2 separate regions of the Homo sapiens genome follow, and region 1 is linked to region 2. The links are chromatin contacts, found by Hi-C or POLR2A ChIA-PET in ENCODE. All regions are on one chromosome and are shown on one strand. The core of a region is the stretch at or near the end of the contact, and the rest is flanking DNA. Distances in the headings are between cores, read along the strand shown.

The links. Hi-C counts contacts between places; a loop is a spot of excess contacts on that map. ChIA-PET counts read pairs that join two places held with the same protein, here RNA polymerase II (POLR2A). Pooled maps may share reads with other maps.
Region 1: a loop to region 2 is called in a map of heart left ventricle, with 6 times the contacts of the local background. The contact joins two enhancer-like sites. A Hi-C loop is called at or near these places in 11 of 168 maps with a recorded cell type or tissue (Calu3, HepG2, MCF 10A and 8 more) and 7 of 50 pooled maps. POLR2A ChIA-PET finds 5 or more read pairs at or near these places in 4 of 52 experiments (AG04449, PC-9, WTC11 and 1 more).

Annotation. Positions count from the first base shown.
Region 1 is chr15:62,999,590-63,003,766 of GRCh38, reverse strand. No RefSeq gene overlaps it. Among named protein-coding and RNA genes, the nearest start is that of TPM1, 41 kb to the left of the region's middle. Within about 2 kb of position 2,831, at least 4 of the 41 ENCODE cell types and tissues checked have a DNase peak (open chromatin) inside an H3K27ac peak, as active enhancers do; they include heart left ventricle and heart right ventricle, where a contact is called at or near this core.
Region 2 is chr15:62,895,502-62,899,631 of GRCh38, reverse strand. No RefSeq gene overlaps it. Among named protein-coding and RNA genes, the nearest start is that of MIR190A, 74 kb to the right of the region's middle. RefSeq lists an enhancer at 1,272-2,037. Within about 2 kb of position 2,536, at least 22 of the 41 ENCODE cell types and tissues checked have a DNase peak (open chromatin) inside an H3K27ac peak, as active enhancers do; they include heart left ventricle and heart right ventricle, where a contact is called at or near this core.

The DNA.
Region 1 (4,177 bases), core at 1,582-4,081, 100 kb before region 2:
GGACCGTGCTCTACTTCATCCAACAGTCATGCTGATTACCTTCATATTAATGGGACAATGTATGGTTGGGCACCCCCCTTCCTCCCTGCTTCCTTCTCACTCATCGGCTTTCAGCCTGGAGCACATACCTGTGGTTAAATTATTAAACCTTACAACAGGATAGAAATGATGACAGCTGTAATCCCTACACACACACACACACACACACACACACACACACACACACTTTCACGCCACTAACAATTTGCTGAAAATGCTGACTTAATAGTATTAACCTAATGGCTGGGTTGAAATAATGATAATAATGATAATGATGATAGTAATAGTAAAAGAATTGCTCTCAAATCATTCTGACAGGTATTGCAGCTTCAGTTGCCACGCTCATTCCCTGAGAAAGAATTTGCATTTTAAGATTCAGTTCGTTTCAGGCAAACGGCTCCCCAGGAAGATAAATGAGCCTTTAATGAGGTTTTTCCTTGCCCAGAGTGAAATCTTACTCCTTTCTGCAAAAGCAGGTGAACACCAATTTCCAGACAGGATTCAGGCCAAACCTCTACATTTCCAGACTTCCAGGGGGCAGACTGGAAAATGACATCTATTAAAAATCCTGCGCTCATGCCTGTAATCCCAGCACTTTGGGAGGCCAAGGTGGGTGGATCGCCTGAGGTCAGGAGTTCAAGACCAGCCTGGCCAACATGGTGAAACCCCGTCTGTACTAAAAAATCCAAAAATTAGCCAGGCATGGTGGTGGGGGCCCGTAGTTCCAACTACTTGGGAGGCCGAGGCAGGAGAAGTGCTTGAATGCGGTAGGCAGAGGTTGCAGTGAGCCGAGATCGTACCATTGCACTCCAGCCTGGGTGACAGAGTGAGACTCTGTCTCAAAAATAAATAAATAAATAAATAAATAAATAAATAAATAAATAAATAAATCTTGGGCTCTGATTTAAAGTGGTCCCCAGTGGGGTGTCATTGCACTGTGGCGGTGTTTTGGATGGGGGCATGATGTGGCAGGAATGTGGCTTTCTGGCTCTCTCTGGCCCAGCAATGGTGGGAGCTTTTTTGGAACACCCCTAAAAACCAGGGTAAGTATCTTCCCTCTAGCCATAGCAGGCAGACCACGGTTTGAAATGCTCCAGCCAGTTAAAGAAGTAGCATTGGGGTGCAGACCCCAAAGGTGTCTCCACAAAGACTTGCTGAATGCCTACCGTATGTGGTTCTACACAGATGAAGATGACTAGGATATAGCTTGAACCCAGGAGGTGGAGGTTGCGGTGAGCCAAGCCCACGCCATTGCTCTCCAGCCTGGGCAACAAGAGAAAAACTCCGTTTCAAAAAAAAAAAAAATGCTATTTGAGAGATAGTCTTGTTCAGCCCTTCTAAAACTCTTCTGTTCACTTGCCCTAGTTTTAAGGGTTCCCATCTGGTATCTTAGTCTTGGGATGTCCCTGTGCTGTGGAGTTGTCTGTGGGACAGTAACCATATTTATGTTACTCTTTACTATTTTGCTATATAATATTCTATTGTTATTAAGTTATAGTTTATAATTTCCATGATTATTCTTCCTTTTACCCATTAATTATTTAGAGGGGCATTCAGAAATTTTCTTAACACATGGGTTGTGTGGAAATGTTTTGGTTACTGACGTTATAATTTTATTGCACTGAGGTTTGTGAATATGATCTGTATAATATCAATTCTTTGATGCCTTTTGGTATTTTCTTTGTGGCCTAGGGTACATGGTTAGTTCTTGTAAGTATGTACTTGAATAGCTGTTTATTCTTTATTTTTGAGGTGCAAGTTTTCATAAATAACTGTGGTTCGACTCTGCTGTATCCTTCACAATTTTTTGGTCTGATTCAATGCTTTCTGAGAGAAGTGATTAAAATCTACCACTTTGATTATTCATTGTCAATAATATCTTTTTGTCGGTTTTTGCTTTATATATTTCGAAGTTGTGTTGTAAGGTTACACAGGTTCAGGTTAACTATATTTTTTTTTTTGGTGAATTGTTCTTTATCAAGACCTTTTTATTGCCAAGTTTTTGTCTTAAGGCTTATTTTGTTTCAAATTAATATTGTCAAGATCAACTTCTTTTAGTTAGTATTACCTGGAATATTTTTTCTTAATCTTTTGGTTTTGATCCTTTCCTGTTTTTGGTTTTAAATGTGTCTTTTAGAATAGCTTTTAGCTGGATTGCAGTGCCTAGACCACTGCCTAGTATGCATAGTAGGTGCTTAATAATTATTTGTTGAATGAATGAATGAAAAAATTAAATCTAATCTGAAAATTTATCCTTTAACAGATGAGTTTAATCTGTTATAATTCTTGTGATTATTGATATTTGACCGACTTCTACCACTTTTTGTTTTCTAAATACATGTTTTATATTTCCTTCTCTTTTTATTTTCCTGCTTTATTGACTTCTACTGGATTAGTCGAATAGGTTTTATTTCATTTCCCCTTCTACTATATTGAAAGTGATTCCTTTTCTGTTGTTGAGAAGTGATTGAGTTCTCAATCACTTCCTATCTCTGTGCTACCAAGAAGAAAATAGAGAAAAGAAATAATAACAGCTATTTATTGTATATCTTGGTCAACATTTGGAATAAAGGACATTTGCTAACTATGCCCTTTGATCAGCACAATAACCCTGTAAATTCAATGTTAGAATGCCCATTTTACAGATAAGAACTTCGAGATTCAGATAGTTTAAGTGACCTGTCCAAGGCCCTACAGCCAGTGACCAGCAGATCTGGGGATGAAACTTGTTCTCTGTGATTTCACAGTATGCGTTTCCTGCTGCCAGCCACACTGCTGATGCAAAGGCCAACCCCAGATTGCTGTAGGACAGTTATCACAGTATTTCTTAGTTCCCACAGCCATATTCTGGTCACCAGACCTTGTTATCTCCGTGTCCTTGTGATAATTCAGAAATGGAAATGAATGAACACAGGCCTGGGGTACAAGTTCTGGGCACAAGAGAGCCATGAGCTGAGAAGTAAACAGAACCCTTAAAGCCCTCCAAAATTAAATTGGTCATAATCTGAATGAATTCTGTCAACTCTTTTTAATAACATCTCCAAATCAGCCACTTACTGTGTTGGGAATGCATTCTCTTCTCCCATTTGATACTTAGCTGGAGCCCGTTAATAAGCAGACAAAAAGAACTGTAATTCTTGCTACTATCTCTGCAAATTGATTTTCAGCTATTTGTTCTTTCTTCAAACAGCTTCCAATCTGCTTTGATTGTCTCCCTCTGGAAAGGGTCTGACGGCCCAGATTAGAGAGGGGGAGGAACATAGGGCCACATGGTCACTGGCTATAGGAGAGCAAGGACAGAAGCTTCTGAAGCTGTATTAATATTCAGTGTCAGTCGCAGGATGGATGGGAGAGGGAACAAGCTTCGGGAGCCTTTGATGAGGTCACCCACAGAGGAGGCAGGTGCTATGAATAAGATTACCCACAATCCCACAAGCTCCCGATGAATTCCCATTGCAGTAAACAATGTCCAGTGGAATGGTAATCCTGGGGTTGGATGTCCTGCTGATTTTGCAGGGGTACAGGTGCATCTTTGTCTGAAAGGGCGGTGTTCCTTTCTAGGATGAGAGTATGAAAGAATGTGACCAAATTTCTGAAATTCCATTCAGGGACTGCAGCCATGCCCAGTAACTGCACCCGCAAGCGTGTCTGCGAGGCGTGCAGCCCGGGCTGGCCAGAGGGCCTCACTGGGCCCTGTTCAGGATTTCATCTCTAGTGGAGGCACATGCGTCAACTCGCCCTTGAGAGGCACTTTTCAAAGTGGGTACCATCTGAATCCAAGCCAGTTGGTGGGGGTACAGGGTTGGTTGTGCCTGTTAAAATGTGGATCTGGGGCCCCACCCTAGACTTACTGAGTCAGAATCTAATAGGAGGATGCCAGGAATCTACATTTCCAATAAGTGGCTGGGGTGATTTTGGTACCAAGTCTAACTTGTTCTTCAGGGACTCTCTGCAGGTGCCGGCAGCCTCCTGTTGGGTGGCTGGGCTGGTGCGAGGGGGCACATACTGTTAGAGTAGATGAATAGTTAGACATAAACAAAAAAGAGAGCCCCTGGGGAGGAAGTTTTGGAAAATGTTATGTTCCAGAGACTACTTAAAACATGTATGTTAAATATAAACAGAGAGGAGGGAAAATGCC
Region 2 (4,130 bases), core at 1,287-3,786:
TTTGTGTATGTGTGAGAGCTTCCGTAATACAACGTTTTTATACAGGTATAGGTGTGTGCGTCCTGAAAAAAAATCTACAAGCACTCTATTTTTCTTTCATCCTTTTACCGAATTGTTTTAATATGCCTTTTATACAATGCTCATGAATCTTTTTTGTTAAGACCACAAAAGCAATAAAAATGCATCCTCCTTGGACATACTGGTGTTGAGAGAAGCCACAGCTGGTCTATTACAAGGTTTTCACTCTGGCGATCACATTTTATTGCACTGATGACATGCAGAATTCCTTAGCTGACAGGTGATGGGGACAAAGAGCAGACACCTCACTGGTACCTGGTGCCAGGCTGCCTGCTCCCTTTGCCCTTCCTCCCAGTCTTGGCTTCCAGCCCTTATTTTAGGTCATGCTTTTCCCATCTATGTCAATGCCCAGCACACGGTGTGCCCCATTAAAACTCTGAGAACAGAAGAGTTGGAGGTTAGAGACATTCATCTGGGTTAATCACAGAACTTTCCACCTCAAGATTGGGGTCCTTGACATCTGTCCCCTCCCTCTTCCAGGCCGGCCTCACCACCTCCTTCTCTCTGGTCCTGGCAACTCCTCCAGACTTTTGGCAACAACATAGATGTCACATTCTTGTTACTACGTAGGACTGAGTTCATCTTCTTTTTAGTGATCGGTCCTTCAGATGTTTGGGCTGGGTTTGTTGCTACCACCATTATTATTATGAATAATTATAGCTGCCGATTATTGAGGGGTTATTGGGTACCAAATGCCATACATCCATAGTCATGGTCTCATTTAATCCATACAACAGCCAATGAGGTAAGTGCTATTATTCCATTTCACAGACGAGGAAACTGAAGCTTGCAAAAGTTGAGTATTACAGCCACAGAGCTAATAAAAGAAAATTGTAATTCCAGGCTTGCTTATTCCAAAGCTCATGCTCTTCACATTATGCTTATTTGCGATTCTTTTTCCATCTGTGGAAAGAGGAGGAGGGTGTAAAAGAATGGCTTTCACTAGACCTACAGTTCTGTTGTGGTTTTGTATGTACATGGTAAATGGAGACTACCATGACGTGGACACCCTTGCTGTCTAGGCTCTAGTGTCTTATAAAAGGGCTCTAAGGTGTGTGTGTGTGTGTGTGTGTGTGTGTGTGTGTCGCGCACACACACACACTTCTAAATGTAAAGAGAGGGCCATCCAGAGGTAGAGGGCTGTCAGGTAAGAAAATGACTCCGGAATTCAGCACACCTGGGTTCTGCCTCAGCTCTGACACTCATCAGCTTGTTATCTTAAGCAACCCGCTTCCCCTCCCTGTACCTCAGTTTCCTTATTTGTAAAAGAGGAATAACAAAGCCTAGGTCACTGTTAAGTGCATTAAGTGAGATCAATGGAAAGCGTCCAGAGGAGTGCCCAACCAAAGTTGGCATTCGAAAGTAAGGGTGTCCCTGTCCCACATTCTCTGGTGCAGGAGGGTTTCCCAAAGCAGCGTTGGGAAGAGAGAGAAGTGTGAGCCTTTGCCTGGGTGCATGCTCAAAGATGCAGTTTTGGGGAGGAGGGTACTTTGCAAACCCCAGCAAGTTTTCCACTGGGAACTGCTGGATTGTATGTTGGGAGCTTTGGAGTGAGGTTTGGGCCTTACCCCCCCCTTGGCCTCCCCAGCTGTTCGGGAGGGTGCAGGTCTGCTCCCCACACACACCCTCCCTTCTGCTTTCTTCCCCATGCATCTCAACCTAACCAAAGTTCACGCCCAGCCCTCGCTTTCTTTCCTGACTGCCACTCAGACCACAGACACGCGGGGCAGGGGCCACACTGGGTGGGGCTGCAGGTGGTCTGCAGGTCTCAGAGGGGGGTCTGGACTGAAGAGTTAGCCCCCTCCTGCTGTGAACCTCCTATTCTTAGAAAACCAGGGACTCCAAAAGCACTCCTGACCCCGCTCCCAGCCACAGACAGACACAGCGACCCACACAGACTTAGAGACACACACGTAGGCACACAGACACATAGAGATACAGACCCCCACCCCAAAACATGTACAGATATGCAAAGATATGCAGAGACACAGCCACATAGAGACAGACACACACAGAAATATGAACAGATGTATACACACATAGACACAGACCCACGCACACAGAAACATGTACAGATATGCAAAGACATGCAGAGATGCACACACAGACACACAGAAATACCCAGACACATAGAGACACATACATAGACGCAGACACACACGGAGACACTATGACGTGAACAGTGTGTGCGCGCACACACAGGTTCCCTCCCACCCGGCAGGCGCTGCCCTCTGCCCCGCGGCCCCCACCCCTGCGGCTCTGCCTCTTTGGTCTAATAAGGGTAGGTGAGAAAGCATTGTGAGATTCCGGAGATATTTCCTGGCTCCCCGCATGCTCCTTCTGTGGCGCGTCCAGCTGAATGTTCAGCTCTGGGCAAGTGTCCAGGGCCCGGGGCCCCAAGGCTGAGTCATGTAGACAAAGATTCCGAGGCCCTGAGTAGCCTTTCTAGATCCCCGGCCTTTAAAAAAACACCGCAGGATGCCCTAGGAGGCAGCGAAGTTTCCCACAGAAACTCCACTTTGTGCAGATTTAATCACAGGGCATTTAAATAGCATCATCTGGAGGTAATTTGGAATTTAAATTACCAGGCTAGAGGAAATTTTTTCTACCAAAAGAAGGGCTTGGAATATTATATTGTGTTGGTTATCGATCAGCCATTTGCAAGGGATTACAAAAGTGGTAAGGCCTGTTTTATACAATATGTTAGAACAATTTACAGCAGGATTTGGTCATCACTAGTGTAACTGGTATTACTTGTTCCACAAAGCTTGGGGCAAGAAATGACACATTTCATGAATTTCTAAATCAAATCGTCCTTAGACCCCACACCTACTAGGACCTCAGAAAAATTCAATCCCAGCCTCTTTTCAAGGCCCCTCCTCTCCTCCTATGCAGAACTCTGAGGCCTCAGGATCCTTGAAACTTGGGGGAAGGGCATCAGGTCTGTGACGATCACTGCCCAGTGGCTCATTGTCCATGCCCAGGTAAACCAGTAAAAGGCTGCTGCTCACGGCATCCTCCAAATTCAAGGCCACAGTGCAAGTGTCCAGTCCCCAGAAGCACACTGCCCACCCAGCCACTCCCCAGAGGCCTTGGCACCTCAGGGTCCTGGGTAAGAGGCTGGGCACCCAAGGGTCCTGCCAGTCCTTGAATGACCTCTAGCCCTTGGCCCCCTCCCCAGCCCTCGCAATCTCTAACAGTAAGTGTTAGGTCTACAGACCCTTAGAAAATCAAAGAAAGGCCTTTAACTTTCCCCCAGAGCAAGAGAAGCCTAGCCTTCAAGACAGGAAGGCCTCTGGAGAAGAAGAAGAGGAAATCCCCCACATTCTTTTCCAGTGAGCTACATAAGAAAAACAGACATGGTTAATTTATCAATTGCAGTGGCCAGTCACTTCTTAGTCAATAATTACCTGATTTACTTAATAATCCTTACTCTTCAGGGAGTAGATAGAGCTGTGGTCCAAAAAAAAAATCCAAAAAATCAACAAACAAACCCCTTTCTTTGAATAAAGATGATGAAATCTCTTGACTTCTGTAATATTCAGAGTCCCTCTGGATCACTTCCGTTTGGACAGGAATGGGTTCAGTCCTAAACAGCTTGGTGTCTAGTAGCTCAGTCTCTTTGTTCCCTTTCATGGAACAGTTGCACCCCTATTTGAGGACTGACAAGGGTGCGATGAGGGGTGACCCTGCAACTCAGGTAAACCCAGGCTAGCTCCGACTCACACCCAGCACCACACAGGCGGTAGAGCTTAAGGTTGGAAGGAATGGCTGTGGAATCAGATAAAACAGAGTTTGAGTTCTGGCTCTGTCACTTTTTATCTGTGTGACTTCAGGCAATTTACTTTACCTCTCTGAGCCTCAATTTCTTCCTTTCTAAAATAGGGATGATAAAGTGCCTCATAGGATGATGGAGAAGTTAAATGGCAGCCATGCAGACATGCCAGGATAGTGGTGTAAATTCATGCTGCAATGTACGCCCTCTGCTCCAAATACTCTCTGCTCTATATGTGATAGAGAAATGTAAGGTAAAATGACACAGCCACATTTGA